Linked DNA regions of Mus musculus: all the other regions are linked to region 4. Evidence: chromatin loops called from intact Hi-C (ENCODE). Cell type or tissue: left cerebral cortex. All regions are shown on one strand.

Region 1 (4,000 bases), 68 kb after region 4:
CGCAAGCAACTACACAGTTCTCAGTCTCTGGGGTGTGCTGCAGCTGATGTTATGATTTCAAAGCAAGACGACTTAACAGTCTTTGAACACATTCATTTGTCCTATTGGTTCTGTGCCTCTACAGCTGTGATTTTCAATCTGTGGGTGCAACTTCTTTTGTGGTTTGAAAGACTTTCACAGGGTTTGCCCAAGACCATTAGAAAACACTGATATTTACATTAGGACTCATAACAGTAGCGAACTTAGATATGAAGTAGCAACAAAGATGATTTTATGGTTAGGGGTCATCACAACTTGAGGAACTGTAGTAGGAAGGTTGAGAACCACTGCTCTAGAGAAAGTTGGCTAAACCACCTCTCTCTGATATGTTGGCCATGAGTGTCCTAGAGCCTCCAAAACCAATACAGGTTATCTTCATTGTTCTTGGTTGCCCAACAGAATTTGATGATAAGACCCCATTGCTGAAACCACCACACATTTCGGTCACAGGATGTGGAGTCTTGAAGATGGTACTGACAGGGAGTTATCCTAGCTGATTGGCTTTCATAGTACGGTAAGGTGCTGTGGAGCTTGCTGCGGGTAGGTCAACAACAGTCCGTTGTAACCTCCATGAACTACGACGACGACCAATGTGTAATAGCTGTGCTAGCACTGCAGAGGTAACCACCCAATTCCTGCTTGGATCTAAGATCTGCTCCACAGGAGAAAAAGAAATGTTTAGTGCTGTAAATCTTGCCAAGAACTCATGGGTAGGGAATTCATAAGCCTCAGGAGTGAATCTACAGCTCTTATTTTGCTAAATGGACACAATATCAAATTGCTTTCTAAATTTATATCTCTCTACTCATAAAATAGCACGGCCCTCAGAACTCATTAGAAAGTTTCTTTGTGCAATAGAAAGTAGTAAATGCAGAAATTCACAAATGGCCAATGTGTAGAGTATCTGTGGAGTGCCCAGCCACACATGTGACACACAGTATCATGCCCAGCCACACATGTGAGACACAGTATCACGCCCAGCCACATATGTGAGACAGTGTCATGCCCAGCCACACATGTGAGACACAGTATCACGGCCAGCCACACATGTGAGACACAGTATCACGCCCAGCCACATATGTGAGACAGTGTCATGCCCAGCCACACATGTGAGACACAGTATCACGGCCAGCCACACATGTGAGACACAGTATCACGCCCAGCCACACATGTGAGACACAGTGTCATGCCCAGCCACACATGTGAGACACAGTATCACGCCCAGCCACACATGTGAGACACAGTATCACGCCCAGCCACATATGTGAGACAGTGTCATGCCCAGCCACACATGTGAGACACAGTATCACGCCCAGCCACACATGTGAGACACAGTGTCATGCCCAGCCACACATGTGAGACACAGTATCACGCCCAGCCACACATGTGAGACACAGTATCACGCCCAGCCACACATGTGAGACACAGTGTCATGCCCAGCCACACATGTGAGACACAGTGTCATGCCCAGCCACACATGTGAGACACAGTGTCACGCCCAGCCACACATGTGAGACACAGTATCACGCCCAGCCACACATGTGAGACACAGTGTCATGCCCAGCCACACATGTGAGACACAGTGTCATGCCCAGCCACACATGTGAGACACAGTGTCATGCCTGCCCTGCATGGCTCAGGGAGAGTCTAAAGCCAGAAGTCTCTGACTTTCTACTTGAAATGTCTGCTTACTTACTCACCAACCATGTATTTCACGATGTGAATTTCAATCCAATGCTTGTGACAGGTCCCTTCCTCCCACTAGCTCCTCTCTCCCCTGGCTCCTTTGTACTTGGCTTTTTCTATACTCTATTACATCAACCATTTATGACTCATAAGAATGGATGCTGCCAGTGAATCTATGGTACTGCTTAGCTTTCAACTAGAGCCTTATCCTGAGACATTAAAACGTGAACCCTCTGTGTCTGATGAAATATGGCAGCTGTGTTCCCTAGGTCTCAGGCTGCGATCCACATTTAAGGTCTGGGTGGCATTTTACACTCCTTTCTGGTGCCAGAACATATCGTGGCACCCTTAGCTATCTGCTGCTTTTTTCTGCATCCTATATGACGGCAATCAACACTATCGAAACATACAGTTCAGCCAGTTGAGCTTCAAGGCGCTTGCTTCTGCAATTGTTGCCGGTATTAGGATCCTCATGGCTGCCTCTCAAAGGTTGATGCTTCTCTGCCACTATTCTCTTATAGGCACTTTATAAGCATTTTAAGTTAGTGGCCAGCCCCATAATGTGGTTCTCAAGAGCCAGTTCCTGCCAGATGTGGCTAGTCCAAGTCCGCAATCCCAGCATTTGGGAGGTAGAAGCAGGAGAATCAATTCTAAATGAGACTCTGTCTCAAAATACACAGACCATCAACTGTTTCTCCTCGGAAAGATTTCTGCGACCCTCCTCTGTATCCTTTGTCTTAAAATTGGTTCCTTACTTATGGCAAAACAGCCCAGCTTCTGCTTCAGTGTCTAAATATTCATTCAGTTGAACCTTTTACATCAGTTGAACAAACCTAACTTTTTGGGAAGAACTCTGTCCGGGTTGTGACAAAAAGCATGCATCGAGGAGGAGGAGGAGGAGGAGGAAGAGGAGGAGGAGGAGGAGGAGGAGGAGGAGGAGGAGGAGGAGGAGACGGCGGCGGCCGCAAGTAGTCTACATGAGCAAGCTACAGCATGCTTTCAGGGTTTCTACACTAGGAAGGAGCCTGTCTGTCTGCATGCTCTAATCCCACCTGCCTACACCCGCTTTGGTCATGTGGTTAGAATAAACCCATTACCATACTGAACACACCCCTCCCACCTCTCAACGGCAATTCCTTCTGTGTGACCCATTTAAGTCTGAGGTGGTTTGTTGGTATCTTCACAGACCTAAGACAAAGGACACAATGAACTCAGCAGCACTTTCTATAAAAAGAATGCTTTATTCAAAAATAGGATCTTTTCAAAAAAGAGAAAACTTTTATGTACAATTACTCTGTTTAGAAACAGTCAAAAACACAATAAAAGAAATTGAGATTACGAAATTATGATTTGTTAACATGCAATACTGTTGTTGAAGTTTTTCTCTTACTACATTCCAGTAATTCACATTTGTTAAAATAGTGGTTTGGACGACAGAATGGTTTTGTATAATTCCTTCCTCCTATATGCCACCCTTCCTGGAAGACACAGAAATGGCAATGGCTAGGCAGTGCAATGTTCAGCATGTGATTTAAAAAAGAGAAAGCCCCGTGGCCTTTCAGACTGGGGGGCTCCAGGCATTTTCTTATAATGTCAATGGTTTTTCAAAGATCTGAAAAGAAATTTAATTTTTTTCTAACATTCAAAAGTTTTACTGTTTATATTCACAAGTAAAACCAGAGTGATTTTAAGGACAAAACTGTGACTTTAAAGAAATTACAAGTGGTATTTTGGACTCTGTCTTCACACTCTGGCCAGAGGGAACTCATTATTATTCATCCAGTGGCAAAGCAGAGCCTGAGACCCTGATTTCTGGGTGCAGCCAGGGCCTTACAGACAGTGATTGCAAGCAACATTCAAAGCCTTGGCTTGTTCCCTTGAGTTCCAGCTTCAGAGACAACCTCACTTTCTGCTTAGGTCTACACAGTCCTGTCTCTCGTGACTAGGAAGAGAGTCAAGAAAGGAACTTCGGACTGCTTTCTAATTTTACATTGCTTAATAGTTAGAAGAAAGCTGCAACCAATGAGGGTCACTAGTTTACACGTAAAAATACAAAGGCCATAAAAATAATGGAACCGGAAGAAGACAAGAGCTTGATTCAGCAGCGGTGACTGTGGGTGACTGTAGGTGACTGTGGGTGACTGTGGGTGACTATGGGTGACTGTGGGTGACTGTAGGTGACTGTAGGCGACTGTGGGTGACTGTGGGTGACTGTAGGTGACTGTAGGTGACTGTAGGTGACTGTGGGTGACTGTGGGTGACTGTAGGTGACTGT
Region 2 (4,000 bases), 77 kb after region 4:
TGTGGGTGGGACCATCTCTGGGCTGGTAGTCTTGGTTCTATAAGAGAGCAGGCTGAGCAAGCCAGGGGAAGCAAGCCAGTAAGGAACGTCCCTCCATGGCCTCTGCATCAACTTCTGCTTCCTGACCTGCTTGAGTTCCAGTCCTGACTTCCTTGGTGATGGACAGCAGTATGGAAGTGTAAGCTGAATAAACCCTTTCCTCCTCAACTTGCTTCTTGGTCATGATGTTTATGCAGGAATAGAAACCCTGACTAAGACACAGGGCCCTATTTTAACAAGTCTTGGTACTAGACTAGAACAGCTGTTCTCAACCTGTTGAGACCCCTCTGGGGGTCAAACGACCCTTTCACAGGGGTAGCATGTCAAATATTTACATTACAATTTACAATAGTAGCAAAGTTACAGTTATGAAGTGGCAACAAAAATCACTTTATAGTTGGGGTCACCATAGCATGAGGAACTGTGATAAAGGGTGGTGTGTTAGGAAGGCTGAGAGCCTCTGCCCTAGAATAAGGACTGAACCTGGGCCACCCTTACAACTTCATTATCTCTGGCAAAAACGCCTGCTAGGTATAGCTGAACTTCATAAAAACAATGCCAGTTGTTTACTTAGATCTTGTATTTATATAACAAGGTTGGAACTGATTTCAGATAATCTGGTCTGGAAATGAACTTATCCAAAGCTAACAAGCCCATGGCATTATAAAAATAAAAGACATTTGGCAATTCTTACCATTTTCTGTAAAATTTTTTAAAGATATTTTACCAAAATAAATACCTTTGGTGAAAAGACAAAACTAAAACCACCGGAGCAGAAGCCCCACAGGCACCAGGTTTGTTCACTGCTCCGCAGGGCACCAACCACTGCTGGCTTCTAGCATACCCTCCAATCAGCATAACCTCCCACCCGCCTTCTCAATGGCGGCAGAGCTTTGCCCGCGCAGCACAGTTAGGAAGGCCCAGCTTCCCTCGGTTGTTTCCTTTAGTGTATGGGTGCACTGTATGTGTGCTTGGTGACCTGGTAAGGCATCAGATCCCCGGGAACTGCAGCTACACAGACTGCTCTAAGCTGCCATGTGGGTGCTGGGAATTAAATCTGGGTCCTGGTCCTCTTAACCACAAACTGTCTGGCTCTCTTCTTCTGTCATGGTGCTATGCTACAATGAGGTAGAGGACACATGGGTTTAGAAAACCTCCTCTTACATAAAGTCCCAGTGCTGGGAACTTCCTTCCCCTGGGCTCAGTCTGCTCTGGGCTTAGGGACTCTTCAGGGATTCCTTTCAGAATCACCAGGGAGCAGTGGAGAGATCTGAGGTCCCCGATTGGTTTGTTCTCAACTGAGCAGATCCGAGTCACCTTCTCTGGCTCCATGTGTCCCCATTTACCAACCAAACAAAAAGTTCTGGAATCAATCTGACCATTTCATGCCCTATATAACCTTAGGCACATCACTTTTAACTATTTTAGTTTTCTTATATGAAAAAAGAAAGAGCCCACCGCACATTAGACTGCTTTGCACGTTAAATCACAGTTCATATCAAATGTTCATCTCAGTGACTGACATATAGAAGCACTAGCTCTAGAACTTATCTTCATTAGTGACCAGAGCAGTGCTGACTTCTGAGAGGGAAAGGAGGACTTTAATAGCACTGCCTTAATTTAGTCAAAGCATCGTACTGATTAAATTCTACACAAGTGTTTCAAAGCTCTCTCACTGGTATAGCTTCTCAATATTAACTGCTTTCTTTCACACCACTCTACCTTCAATGATGGAAACAGCAACTCAAGACACAAACATCTGAATGTAAAATCAAACCATAAAACACACACACACACACACACACAAACTCTCTCTCTCTCTCTCTCTCTCTCTCTCTCTCACACACACACACACACACACACACACACACACACACACACCCCTAGTCAGGCTGAGGAAATGGCTCAGTGAGTAAGAGTGCTTGCAGTACAAGTGTGAGGACCTGAGTTCAAATCTCCAGCACCTATGTAATAGCAAGGCATGACTATGAGATAGAAGAAGTCACCCGATGCCCTTGTCTGGCCTCTGCACACATATGTGTATACACTGTGTGCACACACCCAAACCCCGCCACACCACACCATACCAAACCATCCAAACAAAGACACTCGGTGTCCACATCAGATTCTCTGTAAGAAACAGCCTCTCTTTCTCGCTCCCTTTCTCCCTCCTCCTACTCTTTCCCCTCCTCCGAAGCAGTCTTCCTGGCCAACACTCCCCCACTGACCTAAAATCTCTAGGTCTAAGTAGTATCTTTTCTGAGGAAAGACCTAAGTTTCTGAACAGTGAACAGTAAGGATGAAGCTAACTGGTAAGATTAGATACAAAGTCCAGTGTCCTTGGGGATAATCGGGAAGGGTATAGTGATGTCGATTGAGAGTTGACCTCAATTATCCGGATAATACTGAGGGCCTACTCCGCCTACTTGGCTCTCCAAGGGAGTAAGTCTGAGGAGGAAACCACTGGCTGAGGTTCAAGGCCGCCTGCTTTCTCTTAAACTGCCACTTCTAGAGGTGGAGGGATGGTGCACTCTCTAGGCCTGGCAAGGCTGTGGTCTCCAAGGGGTTGTTCTTTGTGACTATAAATACAAGCTGGGCTCCACCCAAGAGCTGACTTGAATTAGAAAGGTTACCACTTGTTTCTTTGTCACTAAATCATAAAATATCAAGATACTTAATGAAACTAGCTTAAGGATTTTTTTTTTTTACTTTAGAAAAACATTTTTTTTGATAAAAGGAAAAAGTAGTCAATGTATCCCGATTATATTCAACAAGCAGATGTTTAAAGCTGATGATATGAGGCAGCTTACAGCATAGATGGTTACAAAGCAGGCTGTAAGAAAACAAAGTGCTCACTATACTAGCACTTTCCTTGGATCTGTTCTGAGGCCAGGATCTCTATGTGTGATGTAGCCAAACATCCTGCGCCCAGCCTGCCTGCCGTCCTGCAAAGATGAATCAGGAAAGCATGCACAAGGAGGCTAGCGAGGTGACTCGGTGGGCCTGAGTGTGAGCTCTAGAACTCGCCACTGGACACATGCGCCAAGCTCCCATGCACATCCATACACATAATAATAAAAGAAGAAAACCATAAAAATAAAAGCAGGGCTGGGGCGCTGAGTCAGCAGTAAGAGCACGGATGCGCTCCCAGACAACCCTGGTTCAACCCCCAGCGCTTGCTCGCTCGCTTGCACAGCCCACAGCTGCGTGTACCCTAGGGGATCTGACACCCTTACACCAATGCACGTGAAATAAGTTATTCATAATTCACTAAAAGAAAAACAATGTGAGGTGTGACAATGTAGCAATTATGGCCACAAAACAACAACAATGACGACAACAACAACAACAGCAGCAGCAAACCAAGTTCAAATCCATGTACTTTTGGGAGAATCTCCAAAGATTGTGAATAATAGTTATAAATGTTTAGATTTCAATTTCCAAATTGTCAGTATTTACATAATTAAAACACTTTGGTTGGAAGACATGAAAATTGCTGCATATTATCAAGCTTCGGCTATAATTTTTTAATTGCTTGTTTCATAAGTCAGATTTCTTCTTATGACAACTCACCATTCCCAAACTCGTAGGCTTTTATCATCAGATGTACTCACGAATCTTCGGTTCTCATCAACAAAAACAATCGTGTTGACAGCCCCCAGATGCCGATCATATTCCTGAACAATCTCTCCACTGCGGATGTCCCACTGTGCAGCAACAAGAGAAGGCACACACAGAGGTAAGAGCGCTCATGAAAACCAGCCAAAGGCACTTCGGAACCTAAAACTCTCACACTCTAAGGTTATGAACTGACTGCTACCTTCTTAGCGCAACCAGAGTGGACCCTCAGAGGGGCAGACATCAACAATCTAAAGCTCACAGACCCCGACAGACAGACACACCAGAAAGACAGACTTACCTGTACGATCTTCTTATCAGACATCCCAGCCACAAAGAGATT
Region 3 (4,000 bases), 120 kb before region 4:
GTGCCTTTCTGGGCTGATGTGGTGCTGGGATTTCGAAAGATGACAGAGGCTGAGCTGAAGCGGTTCCCTCAGTATGTGTTTGGCCAGGCTTTTACAACCCTGAAGTGCGAGACTTCTGCCTACCTCCCGTGGCTGGAGAGAAGGTTAGTTGAAATGTCTCTGTGTTTTGTCCTGTTTGACATGGTGATAAATTATTGTACAGCCTCCTAGCTCACGCAGCAGACTCTCTGGGACTTTCTTGTAAGGTCTTGCTGCTCACAAAGGGCCAGGGGTCTATGAACGCATCTGGAGAGTGTTTGCCAGGCAGGGACTAAATCCTTAGCACACTCGTGATAACTTGGTGTCTCATTCATCGCCATTCCCTCAGAGCAAAACCAGTTACTAAAATCTTAGTTTCCTCAGTTAATAAAAAAAATTAAAAAAAGGAGGCATTCGGATAATACAGACCTTTAGTTCTTATGATTGGAAAAATCTTATATTGATCGTGAATTATTGTTTAATCTTTTTCTCATCTTCAGTAAAAATAGCTTCACTGTTTATTGTTGCTAATGTGTGATGGGTGAGAACATTAAAACTGAGAACCTTTCGGAGGCCTGTACTTTACACCTTCAGCCTTTGACAGTTCATTTTGGCTTGGCTTCCGCACATCCTGTGTCCAGCTTGTTAGGAGTCACAGCGAGAGTGTTTTCGTTTGCGACACACCAACAAATCTCTGGCTGATTTTCTTAGCCATTGCATGATGTTTGCGGGGGGGGGGGGGGTCGGGATGGGTGGGGTTGTTAAATATAAGCGCTGTCAGTCCCCAAAGCCGGATGTGATGCAAAGAACCCGAATCTAAAATGTTTGGGACCGGAGGCATTTTGAAATTAGTTTTCTTTTTGTTTTGTTTTTTAGTATAACTAACGAGCCTGGCATCTGGCCAGATGACCAATAGGGGATGGCGTGGGTTACCTGCCCCCTTTTCTTTCATAAAAGGCATTGTGGGACAGAGCAGGGCCTCATAGCAGCCCAAGGGGAGGCCTTCAGGCTGGAGGGAGGTGGGGCAGTGAAGGAATTGGACATCTGGGGCTCACTCTGTGGGCTGGGCAGGCCCAGATGGGCAGTCACACAATCCCTGCTGCTTCTCACACTTGGGCCTGTTCTGTCGCCTCCTACGCCTCTCCCCCACAGTGTGAGCACTCGGTCTTCTGTGTCCTGATTCAAAAGGGAACATTCCTCTCAGTGAGCTTTGGAGCAGTGTCTTCAAAACCCAGAAAAAGCCTATTATTTTATTACAACTTAAATCGTTCATTCGTTTCCAAAACCAGCAAAGGTCATCATACCCTTCTCAAAAATTGCCTAAACAACCCGATACTCAAAAGCCCTCAGAGGCTTAATCACCCATACAGGTAATATTTTATATCTTGGGACAGTAAAGTCACACACTTGGCTGTGTTTTTTTTTTTTTTTTCCTTGCCATCCCAGGAAATGAATCACAGAGACAAGAAGTCTCCTGCCAGGCAGCCTACTTAAATACATTATTCTGAAGGGAGCAGAGTCACCCTGCATTTGACGGCATCTAGAAGGCCTGGTGCTTCCTATCCGCGCTGGAGGCCTGTAATTTAGACCAGCTGATTGCTTCCAGGATGCCAGGCTTTACCCTGTGGCCCACACAGATCACACCGCTGACCTCCCTGCCCACGCTGTTGGCTTTTCTGCTGTTTTTCTGGGCGGGCATTGAATCCCTGAGACTTCCTCACATTCTTTGTGTTCTTCTCCCTGCCTGACACCGGTGATTTCCTAGATTATATAGAAATACACACCTACCCTGCACGTCGCCTAGGGGGCAGGCTGTCCCAGCTTTATGCTTGACCAACTTGCAAGGGCCTTTTCTTGTGTGTGGAGCAGACTCCTGTGCCCCTCTGGCTCAGCCCACACTGGGCCTACTGGAGCATAGCCTGTCTGAAGCATCCCTTAGGGACCGCCACCCCAGCCTATCTTCTGTCCTCCAGTGTCCGTTAGAGGAATATGAGACCGCACAGGCTGCAGACACAGTTGAACGTGCTCACTGTTGTTTTTCCCCGGGTGTAAGCAAGGACGAATTGAGAGAACACTGTAAAAGGCAGAAAGAGGCTGGTGCCTGCTTTTCCTGGCACTGGCGGTAAGCTTTGTAAGGAACAGATGCAGGGTGGGTGCAGTGGCCTCTGCAGGTTTATTAAGGCCTTCGTCTGCTCGGAGGCATCTTCCTGGCTGTATCTTCCTCGCCACCGCTTCTGTGAAGTTAAGGGAGTGTGACTGTTTCCCTTTCAGGCCTGCCTGCCTACAGAACCCCTGGGCCACGCCCATACACCCTCCGTGGAGGGTCCAAAGGACCGGAAGCTGCTTTATACCCGATGTCTGATGTGCTTGGAGTGATTTGTGTGTATTCATGGAGTCGGCCAGGCTGGGGTGGACGGACACTCCCAGAGGGTATAGCAGCAGCTCATTGTCAGAGAGACAGTGATGGCGTCAAGACGGAATTAGACCATATGCATCTGGCGGCTTTGCCAACCTAAAATACATTTTAAAGCTCTAACTCTGGAGCAATGTCAGGCTATGAAGAAACCAGTCTCTAAGACTTGCCAACTGAGACTTTAAACTAGGCTTCTTCTTGTTTCTGAACAAACTGACTGAACATAAGTGACTTTTTGTTTTGTTGTTTTTAAATCTCTGATGAGAAGGTGCTGTTCTTTGGGTTGAGATCTGCGAGTTAGCTTTAAAGCTGACTAACAGTGCACATGCAGAGAGCAGTCCTAACACAACTCGCACAAGTTCGCATCGTCCTTGAGTCCCACCCGGCCATCCTTAGCTCTCTCTTCATCCTCAGTGTGGCTGTTTCTCACCTCTCCACTTCAAACCTGTTTTCCTATGATGCCTAAAAACTCATTCTGATTGACTTTAGAGACTCCTAACAAGGTTGCCTCTATTCATTCTCGAGTGAGAGGAGACCTAACTCCATACCAAGAGAGATGTTTTCCTTCAGATACTGAATGGTTGGGCCAGAGCTCCTGGCAGCTCTAATAAGCCATGTTTGGCCCCATTCTCCACAAGCCAATTAAACAATGGTGAAAAGCAAAGTGGAGCAAACAAACCAACAAAAAGGAGTGTTATTCAGTCTAGCCACATTGTTAACAAAATCCAGTCCACCCTCCAGAACCACACCCACCATCAGGTTTAAAGAGAGGGGAGAGGTATGTGTCACTGAAGCGCTCCGGTCAGGGTGTGGTCTGGGTACCACGCTGTGTCCAGCCGCAGTCTTTTCTGCACATGGTCTAACAAGTTGTCAGGACTGCCTGAATCTCTTTCCAGGAGACACTCAGCCTCTAACACTGGGGTTCAGCCTTCCTCTCTCAGCATGAGATTCCTGGGGGAAAATGGGGTCCATTTTCAACAGTCTGATAGCTAAAGCAAGGGGACAAACGTCTCTCAATTATCTTCGCTCCTACCGGGATCCATTCCACATTCAGCTCTGAGCCCCAATTCCAGGCAGCCTTGCTCGGCCTCCAGCCTCCTCCATTCTATTGGGATGGATGCTCTCATCCTCTGAGGTAGGATGCACCGCTGCCTGAGTGTTGTGTCTGGCCAGCAGATCACAACCTGGGTTCTAGCCTGGAAAGGCATTTTGGAAACCTGGAAGAGAAGAGGGGTTGGGCTGCGCGACATAAGGAAGGAACCAAGACAAAGCTCTCTGCTCAAGGTTCAATTTTTACTATTTCAGCACTCAGTTATAAAGGAAGGGGGAGGTGCCCAATTCCCGCCAAATAATCTTGGAATCCAGTAGCAGGGTGATCACGTGATGGTTTCGGAACAGCAAAGCGGCAGGTTCCAGCAGTAGGCGTGGCAGAAAGATTGAGCGGGAAGCTCCATCCCTGAGCAAGCAGGTTTCAGGCTGGGGGAGGGGAGACTACACCTGAGAAGCCGGCTGGGCATGGGCAAGGTACCAGCCTCCTTCCTCTCCTCTAGCTGCAGAAGTCCTGGGCAA
Region 4 (4,000 bases):
GTGTTTCTGTGAAATCAGCCAGTGGTGATTTAACAGTAATGAGTCATTCAAGGCTCTGAATTGCAATTGGAAAAGCAGAAACGTCTTTCCACTTCCATCCATCTGCAGAGGACCCCGAGGATAAGGCATCTAGAAACAGGAGTCCAGAACTTTGCGATTCCACACTTAAGAAATGAGGAGTGTTGTTTTTTTTTTCCTTTTTCCAGTTTTGTTCACTCATCTGTAACAGTGAATTTTTTCCTGTAGGGCACAATATCTTGCAATATCGTTTTCAAAACACCCTGTATTTAACTCATAGCACAGACCTACAAAAGACTAGAAAAGTTGCCCAGGAGAGAACTAAGCACATCTGGATTAAGTCGTGGGTGGCATGGTTGTGTTCTCCTCACTGTATTCCAGGGGCAGAGGGTCTGAGTGACAAGCTTGTAGGAATAGCGTTCTGGGCCTGGGGCTCTGCTGCCACCTGGATGGGGACAATGGCAAACAGTAGGAAATAAACCAATATGGTAGCGAGGTACACGGTAATCAATGAATCCCAACTGCAAGAAGCACTTGATTGAAATGGCAAGTCAGGACCAACCCTCCAGAAGGGGAGGAAGTTAGGTCCCTGAAAATATCTCCTTGAAGAGGTTCTTGGAACCCTCCCTCTTTTCTCCAGCTAGCACAGGTTAAGTCAATTTGACCATAAGCTGAGACCTTTGAACTATGAGCCAGAATGCCTATTTTTTTTCCTTTTAATTTGATCATGTCAGGTCTTTTGTCACAGCATCGGAGCTTACTGTCTTTGCAGGAGCCTCTGAGGCTAGTGAGGGCTTGAATGACATAGGCTTTCATTTGAAACCTCCCACTTCCTGCTGTGAGTAAGGCCCTGTAGCAAGAAGATCCTGACTGCCCACTTCTGCAGCGTCCCCCCTGCTTTCTCACTAGTCTCCGAGTCTGCTCAGTTTCCCTGTTATAAGATATATAATGTGATCGGTCATGTAGCCTAAAAGATCCACCACCACTGGAGAATGTGATGCAGGCAAACGAACTCATACTGGGGAGAAAAAGGAAGCAGAGGTATTCGAGAGGCACAGAAGTGATTATACTTTACGGAGAGTAAGGACTGCTGTGGCCCTTGGAATGGGAAGGAGACCAGTCCTCTTAAAATGAAGGCGATTTCCCGCGTGGTGGGACCCAGCCTCTGGGTGCTTTTTCTTTGTTTTTGTTGTTTGCATGCACCAGGAGTGGGCGGATTTGTCTCAGAACCTTGCCATTTTGAGTTTCCAGAACGAGAACCAAATGAACCTGGAAAGGTTCTCTAGACGCGTCCTTGATTAATCTTTGTATGGTGCCCTTTGGAGAGTCCTGCAGCCCCACGCTGGCTTTGTGCGTGTCTAATAAAAGCACAAAGCCTTTGATAGTAGAAGGCATAGGACTTGCAAATCCTCTGAGAGCATGTACCCCTGAGTAAGCAATGGGGTTTTATATTTTATTTATTTGTTGCTTATTTCTTTGTTATTGCTGTGTGCGCACATGCGCGTGAGTGTATATTTGCAGGGAGGAGGTCAGAGGACAGCTTTGTGGAGACGGTTCTCTCAACATTTAAGAGAGTGCTGAGAATAGAGGCTTAGTTGGTGAGCAAATTCAGCACTGAGCCTGTCCCAGGCCCCCCGAGCAAAGTCTTCCAGGTCACATCTGTGAGGGCCATTTTGTCTCTGGAGCTGAGCCGGAGCAGAGCAGCCATGAGTTAAGTTTCAGGTGTCTGAGAAGCGATGGACAGAGTCGACTTAGACATTAAATCTGCTTTCTTTTCCATCCAGGGAAAATACCAAGAAAGGAAGTTTCATTTGCTACTATTTAGTTAAGAACATGAAGACCCTTAAAAACCCCACAGCTTTCCCAGCATGGAGTGATATTCAACAGTGTTGCAATTAAAACGATAATGAAACTTTTTCTCCCTAGCACTTCCCTTTAAAATCAGTGTGATGGGTACACAGCACACCATTAGGAGGAATTATGCAAAGCAGCCTCCCTGTTCCAAGTTTTATTTTAAGATTTAATTTATTCCAGATTCTGCAGGAAAAAATGCCCATGTGACAAGCCTGCTAACAGATGTCAATTTAGTTTTATAGCACATGCCTGCATTGCGGAGCCAGAAAATGGAGATTATTCCCCCTGCCTGCTGTTTATGGCACACTACAGCCTCGCAGCGCTGAGCTCCAGAGGGCGGCTGATTACTAACCTGTGGGCATGCGACTTTCCCTGCTTCCTCAATGGTGCTCTCCAGTGTAAACCTCAGTATACACTGTCAGGTGAATAGAGACTCTGGGAAGAGCAGAGGTGTCTGCATATGGACTTTTCTCCATTTTAATATCATCTAAGCCAAAGGATGGGTTAAATTATGTTATGATGTGAGAGAAAGAAGAGAATTGTGTATTTATATGTACAATTCATTTAAATAATAGGTACTAATAAATAGGTCATTATTTAATATTTATTTTCTTATTTCCTACTATTATTTTGGGTTTTTGAGACAGGGTACCACATTCTAGCCTTGCTGGCCTATTAGCAGGGTAGGGCTGGCCCAAACTCACAGCAGTCTTATTACCAGTGCCTCTAGTATGCAGGAATAATAGACACATGCAACTCATTTGGCCTTGTTATTTTCAATTGTGTTCAGGTGAATATAGAATAAGAATTGCTAGCTCATCAATCTTAAGTGGCTCAGCAGTGTGTGTTAGCGTTAAGTCCAGTGATGGTCTCCAGAAAGCCAATACCCATTAAGCAGTAGCTGCCCTAGTCCCCACCCCCTACGTCCCAGTGGCATCCTCTTGCTGTCTCACACAAGTGGAGTCCCACGGAGTGTTTGTCCTTATTTGTATGTGGCAGTATTTCACTTGGCATGCTGTGTAAGAGAAGAAGTTACTCTTCTCTCGCTGTGATAAAATACCATGACTAAAAGTGACTGTGTAAGAAGCAATTTATTTTCGAGAATGGTTCCAGAGGTGTTCTAGTCTGCCATGTGGGGAAGCAAGGAGGCAAGCGGCAGGCACGGCAGTGGGAGCAGAGAGCTGAAAGCTCACATCATCAACAGCAGGCTCGAAGCAAAGAGAGCAATCCAGGAGAAGAGCAAAGCCATGAACTCATGATGCCCACCTCAAGGGATGTGCTTCCTCTCCAAACAGTGCCACCAACTGGGGGCAAGTATTCAAGTGCCCAGGCCTGTGGGGCGTTCGTTTCTCACCACACACACTTCCAGGGTTCCACCACTGAAACCACCACATGTATCAGAAAGTTCTTCCTTATTTATTTATGTATTTATTTATTTATTTATTTATTTATTTATTTATTTGTTATTTTTTGAGACAAGTGTCTTTCTATGTAGCCCTGGCTGTCCTGGAACTCTGTGTAGACCAGGCTGGCCTTGAGTTCACAGGGCTCCGCCTGCCTCTGCCTTCCCAGTGCTGGGATTAAAGTTGTACGCCACTGCACCTAGCCTTCCTTCCTTGTTAAAGCTGAAAAGAGATTTCACTATATGTATAATGCATTTAGCTTATCAATTCGTCTGTCAATAGCCACTTGATTTGTGTCTAGCGCCTGTCTGTCATGGGTGGTGTGACTATGAACATGATTCTCTATAGCCTGCTTTCAACTTCTTTGGATGTATATGGACTATGAGGTGGCTCTATTTTAATAATAATATTAATAACATTTTATAATAATATGTACTTATAAAATATTTTTTATTTGGCTTAGACGATATTAGATATATAAGCTATTTTATATATTACAGCACATAATTTATAATTATAACAATAATCATTATTATTTTGGTGGTGCTGTGAATTGAACCTAGGGCATGCTAGATAGAAGCTCTGCCACTGGGCTGGATCCTCAGTCCCTACTTATTTATTTGTCTGTCTGTCTGCTTGTTTGTTTTTGAGGAACCACCATACATTTCTCATAGTGTGTACATCATTTTATATTCCCATAAAAAAGTCATTTGAGATTAAAACGT
Region 5 (4,000 bases), 110 kb before region 4:
TGTCCATGGATTGAGTCATCGATTAGGTCATCCATATCTAGAAACACCTTCAGCCCCACCCAAAGGGCGGGCTTTACGTCTGTCTTAAGCAATCCCCTATCTTGTCAAGCTGCCAGGAGGGATTTACCATAGCAATCGTGGAGGCTGCATACTTCATTACCACAAATGATCAAGAGCTGCTGACTGCGCAGTGAATGAGCACTGTTGGAGACTGAATCGTCTATGCGACCTAGGAGCTAATTTGCTAATGGAGACGAAACAATCATTTTTTTAAATGACATACGACACAAAGTGTTCATGTCGCAAGTATTGGGGAGAAAGGGAATATGTCTTGTGATAATGTAAGTTTGAGAATTGCTGAGTTGAATAATTTTACCTGGCTCCCTAACTTCAGGCTACTCAGAACCTTTACCGTCCCGGGTTCATTGTAGGTCCTCGGGAGGGTTTTTGGCCTGGGAGAAGATTGTTCACTGAAGTAAGCAATCCTGGAGCAGGGATGTCATTACATTTTGGAGAGAAGTACTTTTTTGTTGTTGTTGTTGAATAATAAAGCCTGTTTTGAACCTCCTAGGAGTCTTACGATTGGCCATAAGTATAGGGACAGGGCTGGAGAGATGGCTCAACAATTAAGATTGCTTGTTGCTCTTCCAGCAGACAAGAGTTTGTTTCCTAGTGCCCATGAAGTGCCTACAACCTCCTGTAACTACAGCTTCAGGGTTTCCAACATACTCTTCTGGCCTTTGTAGGTACACACACACACACACACACACACACACACACACACACACAGAGGAATTAAATAAATCTTTTAAAAACATTATAAAACTTATGGACAAGAAGCTTGTGTTTGCGTTTTTGTTGAGGTTTCGTGTGCGATTTTGTTTGAAGAGAGCACTGAGCTGGGGTTTCATACCAAACAGTGTTTAATGGGCTACAAAAATTCTTGTTAAATCAAGCAGTCTCATTTCTATTAATTTTCACCAGGGGGCGATGTTGTATCAATCTCAAATAAACCAGAGCATCTGAAAATTTAGAAATGACAAGATATAAAATAAAATAAAAATAAAATAAGGAAGTGTGTGTGATCTCTTCTCTTCTCTTCTCTTCTCTTCTCTTCTCTTCTCTTCTCTTCTCTTCTCTTCTCTTCTCTTCTCTTCTCTTCCTCCTCCTCTTCTTCCTCCTCCTCCTCCTTCTCCTCTTCCTTGTTCTCTTCCTTCTTTTTCTTTTTATTGTGGAGACTAGAGTTCCTATGGCCAAAATTAAACTATTCTGAACTCTATTTAAAGTAGACAAGAAATGCCTGTATTTACATCAATTTAGAACATGTGCACTGCATGGGAAATGTAGCATGAAAAACTGGCATCTTAACATGACAAGGTAACCTTTTTAATGGTTACAAATAAAAACAAAGGGTGTCACTTGATACAGCGGGAGTCTTGTCCCTCACGGGGCAAGTCACATTTTTCATACAATGTACTTTCTCATGCTTCCCCCTTTCCTAGGCAACTCAGACTCTCCTCACTTCCCTATCCCCACACCTTTATGGTCTCTCTCAAAAAACCTAAAACACCCACAAGAACTCAAAAATGAAAAAAGTGTAACCCCCTCAAACCCCCAACAAGACAAAAAAATCCAAAAAACCCCAAAAACCTAAAATAAATGGACAAAACCAAAAAGCCCATTTAAAAAAAAAAGTAACCCAAGCAAAACTCGAAGCTACAGAATTCATTGTGTACGCCTGGGCATGCCGTGGAGTGTGGTTGATATGTGGAGTGCCACACCAATGGAGAACACTGACTTCCACTTTGCCATCAGGTGTCGACTGTAAACAGCACCTTGGGTAGGGGTGGGGACCTGGGTCTACAGCCCCTCAGTGCTGGGACACCATGTGGCTCGAACGTGCTTTAAATGTCTCCTCATCCGGTTCTTGCACCATGTGGATGCCCAGCCTCTGCATTTTGCATCTCAAGTCTCCCACACTCCATGACCTCTTCCTGTTTGCCATTCTGGCTCAGTTTCACACCCATTTTATATCTCTAAAGCTCCACACTGTAAGACTGAAAGATCAGAGGCGTCCTGGCTACCTGCCCCGATTTCATTGTCACTAATTGCTGAAGGCTTCCTTGGTATTTCTCAAAGGATATTATTCATGTTGGTCATGAGCTGCCCTTCTGGGCTGCATCTTAAGATCACATAGGGAGTTAAGGGTGGGGGTGGGGGTGGGGGTGGATCCTGTTGCTCAGCCTTGCTCTGTTACAGCAGAATTTCGAAGACAAGGGGTGAAGGAGGAGGAGGTGCAGCGGCATTAGTGTGTGTTTAGAGCTGTCCACAGGGCTCTGACTGAGCCTTTCCCTTAGAGCTACTGCTGCTGCTATAAGCTTACCTTCCCTCCCATTCTCCCTTGCCACCATGTTGCAGAGCTGGGAGAGTGTGCTGGCTTCAGCAGGTTCATCCTTATGCACTCTGGAGAAGGCGGCCTGTGAGAATTAGCTATCTCCTGTAATGGCTCTCTAGAAATGCTGGAAATTACCTCAACAGCTGGAGGTTAGCTGCTGAGAGACAGCGCCTGTCTGAAAGATGAGAGGTAGACTATACACATGGACAACAGCCTGCACACGTAAGACAACAGAGGTCTGAGCCATGACCTGCAGCCTTCTGTCCAGGGAATCATCCCCCAAGATGCAGCACAGGAAACCAGCCTGCTGTGTGTCAGACTTGCATGGCTCCAATCCAGAAACCTAAACAATACTTCTGTAAGGATTGACACAAAATGCTCAGAGCATGATTGATAACCAAGATCTTCCTTAATTTTGTCTTTCCTTCTAAATTTGGATCAACCCAAGGAATCAAAATATGCACCACTATCCAGTGATTGTGGATGTCTGTCTTTGTGGGCCTGCTTGCCGTTTCCCATGTGGAAGGTCTCCAATCAGCACATTACTGATGCCTTCCCCCTCTTCTATTCCAAAGCTTTCTAACTCCTCTGCCTTCTTTGAGTACCTGCCAAATGCAAGGGATTCAGGCCGACTCCCACACAAGCATTAAAGAACTAGCCCTCATTTTTCTTTTGGCTGGTATATTAGTCAGCATTCTTCAAAGAAATAAAGCCAACATACAGCTCTATAGAGATTTATCATAAGGGGGCCATGACAGATCATGTGATCATGGAGGCTGAGCAGATGGCTCTAAGATCTCCATTTTGCAGATGATGGAACTCTCCACCTTCATCCAGGAAAGCAAGTGGTTCAGCTCTAGTCCAGGCCTGAAGCCTGAGAACCAGGGCAGCTCCAGTCTGGGTGTGAAGGTCAGGAGACAGCCCAGTTCCGGCAGAGAAGAGATTCATCCCCCCCACCCCCCCTTCCATCCATTCAGGCCTGCACTGGCTGTCTCATGCCACACTTCAGAACTCAGTCATCATCTCTGGTCAGTAAAATAGCTCAGTGGATAAAAGCATTTGCCACTCAAACCTGACTGTGGGTCAGAGAACCGTGGTACCAGAAGGAGCAGGCCTGGAGCAAGAGTGGAGTCAAAGCCTGTCCAAACCCTGAAAATCTCATCCCGAAACTGACAGGAGTAGGATCTCTCCCACTCCATTCCTGGGCCTACATGTCCTGGCATATGTAGTCCTGTGCCCCCATCTCCACCCCCATCTTTGCCCCACTTAGCCTGGCAAACTTCCTTTTGTCTTATAAGGTCATGTATTCCTCTTTGTGCAAATGAGGCATTTCCAGAACCCTGGCTCTGACCAATGATATACATATGCCTATAGCCCCTACCCACCCCCAAAGGTTTAAATAGCCTTTGCTCCCCCAATCAACGGAAACAGTTCTCTGAAGCTGTTCCCGCATGTGCGTGTTCTTTGCACACTTGCAGTTGATCAAGATACTGCCTGCACGTACCCAGGTCCTTCTGAGCTTCTCTTCCTCCAATTCAGCCTGATGCACCACAGGCTTCGCTACCCTGAGGGGGAGAAGCAGACAGGGGCCAGCACCTGACAACC
Region 6 (4,000 bases), 78 kb before region 4:
TTTATATCATGCTTAGTGGCAAAAACTGCTTGACAACTTTTTCTTTGGGGCCAAACCTGGCGGCTCACCTCTCCTCTTTCCTTGTGTCTAATACTAACACCAACAAATGAAGTCAAAGCTCAGGCGCCCCGGAGGAACGTGCTCTATTCTGACTCTGGCTCTCCCCACTAGCCAGACTTTACAGGCTGGTCACACCTAAGGACACCCAGCCCTGTTATGGCAGCCTGGGTGCACGCCTAGCCCACCGCCCCTCGCTCTTCCTGCTGCGGCTGGGCAGGATAAGGTTACGCCGGGGCCTCCCCGGTCGCAGGGAAGAAGGCGGGCCGCTGGGGAGTTGCCACAGTTGTCAGCCCGGTCCGTTGGGAACGCTTCTCTGCAGGCGGCTGGGAGCTGAGGGTGGGACCCAGAGCACAGCCGGAGGTCGAGGTCCCCGCCATGGCCACTGTCAAGCCTCCCGGGCGTGGTTGTGGAGCCCTGCCCCGGTGGCTGCTCGGTGCCGCGCTGCTTCTGGGCCTACGGCTTTGCATGGAGTTGCGCCACGCGGGCTCGGGACCCCCGGGCCGCGGCGATTCCCCAGGGCCACCCCGGACACACCTACTGTCGGCGCCCGGCTCCCCACGCGGAGCCAGAAGGAGGCAGGTGACCTACGTGCGCAGTGGGCGCCGAGTGCTGCCCCGGGGTGGCGGGAGCACGACGTCCCCAGAGCCGAGCTGCTGTGCCCAGGGCGGGCTTCTCCGCAGGAAGGTCAGTTGCAAACCATGCAGACATGGACCTTGGAGTTGAGCCTGCACCCAGATGGCGCTAGGGAGCCTTCTGCTCAGGCCACTGGGACCTCAAGACTCTTCTATTTCCTTCTAGCTGAGCTCTCCCTGGAACTTTCTGTAGTCTCACTCAGTATCCCTATAGAATGAAGTGGAATTGAGCAGGGATCATGCAAATTCAACTAACGTTTGCTGAGCGCCTACTGTGGCAGACCTCCTTCTAGGAAAGGAGCACCAAGCAACCACACCCATTTCAGCAAGGGAGGGGGCGCTGAAAGGGAAGGAGGCATGGCTTGCCATTGTGTTTTCCCCACCCAGGCCTGGACAAAACCGGATGGGTAGACACTATGAAAGGCTCATCCAGGTGATGGTCAAGATCTGCCTTCCAGTAGCATCCAGACACCGCCCCCTTCACCCACTCCGACCCCAGAGTCCCTACCCAGCAGTGGGAACTGGCACCGGGTGAGAAGCCAAACCCATAGCACCACTTAGTGGGAAATAATCGGATGCTCCAGGGCCAGATCCTTGCCTTGTTAACTTCCCGCACTTCATTGAGTAGGTCAGTTTAAACCTCTGGTTGTTGAAGCCTCACCTTACACCTTCTTTTGGGAGCTCTGTGGTACCTAGGACTGAAAAGATTAGGAATTGGATATATGAGCTTGCCACATCCTTACACCTGCCACTCTTGCTTCCAACTGCGGTGCCATCCTCCGAAGCAAGGCTGGCTGTGCTGCCTGGAGTCGGGTTTTTCTTGATGGCATCTGAGCACCCAGCCCCCACCTGCGAGCTGGCCCCTGCATTTACCAGCCTGCTCTTCCTTTGGCTCCTCTACTCTAACACCCCCACTACTTTCAGTGATTTTCTTCCCCCACTTTTATATGCCCTGCGCTCAGTCTTCCCACATGGCATTGCTTAACAGGCAATTCTCTTATGTTCTGGGACGCACACAGCTCTTTTTTCTGTCTCCGAAATGCACCTCCTATATAAAGACTTAGCTAGTTACTCTAAAAGAGACACCTCCTTCTCACTGTGTCCATGCAGTTCCCATGATGCTGTGCTAAGCTTTCAAAACCCTTGCCAAGGGCTTCCACTGGATGCTGGGTCAAGTGCTGCCAGCACAAACTGAATTCAAAGTGTCTGGGGCTCAGGAAAGTCATACAATTTGATTCAGGCCTTGAACCTATGAAGAAAGATCAAAAAGTGAACAAAGGAGACATTTGAACTGAGATTTGATATTTTTTTTAAGAGTCTGGCCTCCTTTGTTCCTCTGTGGACACCCTTGAACACTCTGTCTTTGATAATCTCCCCTTTCTGAGTGATTCTCCACAACTTTTGTTTCTGCTGTCTCCTGTTTAAGGAGACCTAAGGGGTTGTCTTCCAGGTTATTGGTGACTAGAGCCTGCCTCACAGTGTTTAGGTTTGGAATGCATAGAATCAGGGGGTCACTGGGGGTGTTTGTGGGAAGTTCACCTCTGTCCCCTGTGGGATGCTGGAACAGAGATCAGTCTGAAAATGGCAGGCAGGTGGTAGCTATGGAGGTGGCGAGATGTAGCAAACATGGGGAATGTTGGAAAGTTACGGGGAGAAGCAGCTATCTTGGTTTATCTCTGTTATCTGTTTATCTTTGGTAGATTACAGATAGAATGTGCTGACCCCAGATAACTTTCAAATATCTTTTAGTGATTCAGTTGGAAATGCCAAATAGACATTCAGACACATTGATCTGGGGCTTAGAGGCAATGTCCAGGCTGAAGTAGCAATTTGGGGCTATTGCTCGCAAGTAGCATTAAAACTATGAGATGGTATGAGGTCAACTGGGGGTGAGTGTGACTTACAGGACAGGAGTCTGAGTACTGGGGTTCAGTCATTACAATTAAATTAAAAAGAAGATGAAAGGAAAATGTTAGTGTCTAGCATGCTAGAAACACAATGTAACAACTTTTATTTTCTCTAAGTTGTCTGAAGCGTTAGCTGCTCCTCAAGTGTAAACTGTTACAGAGTATTTACATTCTTTTGCCATATCCCGGTCCTGCTCTGCGCTCCAACCTGCATCTTGTCAATCTTCTGCCCATTCCTACTTCAGACACTTAGGTCAAGGTTCACTGAGAACCCACTCCTATCTCCATGCCGATCTCTCTGCAGCCTGTGATGGCAACGGACAGCAATGCCTTCTGTGAGTTTGAGTTGCTTTGTTCCTGCGGAGACCTGAGAATCCATTTCAGATGGGATGCTTTGTCTGAACAAAGTATTCTCCGTTGGGAGGGATTTCATTTCCCATGGTTACCATGGTAAACTCCGGAGACACTAACATGTGAAAGGTGGATACAGCTACTTCTTGAGTTTCTAAATGTCTTTATAAAAAGTAAGGCTTATCACTATTGTAAAAAAATTGTTATTAGCCTCTCATGGGAACATTTGCCTTACTTAGATTATCTTCTCCATAGTTAGTAACTTATTTTATATGAGATTTTTGAAATTATAAATTTATAATGAAATTATAAATTTACAAATATATTTTATATATAAGCTATATATTTCATATATAAATATATGTAATTACAATTATAAGATTATAAACTTTACTTACTTCATAGTAAGCATTCTTATACTCATTATGAGAATATTTATCTCATCTCACTAAGTTCCTAAACAGGATTTTGGATTTGTTTCACTTTGCCAGTCTTTCACAGCTGAGTTAAAATATTCCTCAAAACTGGAAAGGGCAGTTACTCCATCTGTGTTCTGATTTATGGGGATGGAGTTCACCATCTTATATCCTGGGATAAACTTTGTTTCTTTTGAGCCACACAAAGCAAGGTATAATTTAAGGTGATGCACCATTAATAAAAGGAAATAGAATTTGGAATTTACCCATGGAACTTTTATGTATTTTAACTTTATTATTTTATTTTAATTGCTTGAGAATACCGATCAACAGTTTCACAAGATTTTCGGTTCCTTTGCCCTGGGAGGCTTCCACATGGGTAAAGAAGAACAGATTTCATTCCGTGAGCAGCTTTCTGGGTGATTGATGAGTGCTTGTGTGAAACACTTACCTGGGTTGCAGAGTGTTTCTTGCCACCAAGCTTTTGTTGCAGGAGTGAGAGGTACAACCATTCAGCAATTATATTACCACCTTATATGCTGCTCTTAATGGAAACAATCTGGAGATACATGCATACGTGCACACACACAGAGAGAGAAAGAGAAAGACAGACAGATACAGAGACGGACACACA

The links. A loop is a pair of places that touch in the nucleus more often than their neighbours do. Peaks named below come from ENCODE experiments on the same cell type or tissue, not always from the same donor. Only the 100,000 strongest peaks of a DNase experiment are listed, where the experiment ranks them.
Region 1: a loop joins it to region 4, with 2.5 times the contacts of the local background. A loop is called at or near these places in 3 of 42 quality-filtered maps.
Region 2: it touches region 4 in a loop (2.6-fold over the local background); 3 of 42 quality-filtered maps call a loop at or near these places.
Region 3: a loop joins it to region 4, with 8 times the contacts of the local background. A loop is called at or near these places in 3 of 42 quality-filtered maps.
Region 5: a loop joins it to region 4, with 10 times the contacts of the local background. A loop is called at or near these places in 2 of 42 quality-filtered maps.
Region 6: a loop joins it to region 4, with 3 times the contacts of the local background. A loop is called at or near these places in 5 of 42 quality-filtered maps.

Annotation. Positions count from the first base shown.
Region 1 is chr10:40,828,675-40,832,674 of GRCm38, forward strand. Cdc40 (cell division cycle 40) reads right to left here. Exons shown (of 15, transcript NM_027879.2): 15 at 2,947-4,000. Among named protein-coding and RNA genes, the nearest start is that of Cdc40, 52 kb to the right of the region's middle. In left cerebral cortex, no CTCF peak of the experiment used is centred here; DNase peaks (open chromatin) are centred at 1,921 and 2,810; H3K27ac peaks cover 2,027 bases.
Region 2 is chr10:40,837,742-40,841,741 of GRCm38, forward strand. It overlaps Cdc40 (cell division cycle 40), which reads right to left. Exons shown (of 15, transcript NM_027879.2): 11 at 3,959-4,000; 12 at 3,613-3,746. Among named protein-coding and RNA genes, the nearest start is that of Cdc40, 43 kb to the right of the region's middle. In left cerebral cortex, no CTCF peak of the experiment used is centred here; DNase peaks (open chromatin) are centred at 2,246, 2,507 and 2,973; H3K27ac peaks cover 1,415 bases.
Region 3 is chr10:40,637,379-40,641,378 of GRCm38, forward strand. Ddo (D-aspartate oxidase) reads left to right here. Exons shown (of 5, transcript NM_027442.5): 4 at 1-143. Among named protein-coding and RNA genes, the nearest start is that of Ddo, 9.4 kb to the left of the region's middle. In left cerebral cortex, a CTCF peak has its summit at 1,820; DNase peaks (open chromatin) are centred at 74, 1,132, 1,496, 1,854 and 1 more place; H3K27ac peaks cover 3,880 bases.
Region 4 is chr10:40,760,721-40,764,720 of GRCm38, forward strand. All of the region lies in intron 4 of Mettl24 (methyltransferase like 24), which reads left to right. Among named protein-coding and RNA genes, the nearest start is that of Mettl24, 79 kb to the left of the region's middle. In left cerebral cortex, a CTCF peak has its summit at 1,981; DNase peaks (open chromatin) are centred at 46, 490, 901, 2,087 and 1 more place; H3K27ac peaks cover 3,027 bases.
Region 5 is chr10:40,648,861-40,652,860 of GRCm38, forward strand. It overlaps Ddo (D-aspartate oxidase), which reads left to right. Exons shown (of 5, transcript NM_027442.5): 5 at 1-1,071. Among named protein-coding and RNA genes, the nearest start is that of Ddo, 21 kb to the left of the region's middle. In left cerebral cortex, a CTCF peak has its summit at 983 (motif pointing right); DNase peaks (open chromatin) are centred at 923, 1,941 and 3,016; H3K27ac peaks cover 1,892 bases.
Region 6 is chr10:40,682,921-40,686,920 of GRCm38, forward strand. Mettl24 (methyltransferase like 24) reads left to right here and starts at 362. Exons shown (of 5, transcript NM_177793.3): 1 at 362-744. The coding sequence starts at 436. In left cerebral cortex, a CTCF peak has its summit at 786; DNase peaks (open chromatin) are centred at 316, 848 and 1,625; H3K4me3 peaks cover 1,426 bases; H3K27ac peaks cover 3,691 bases.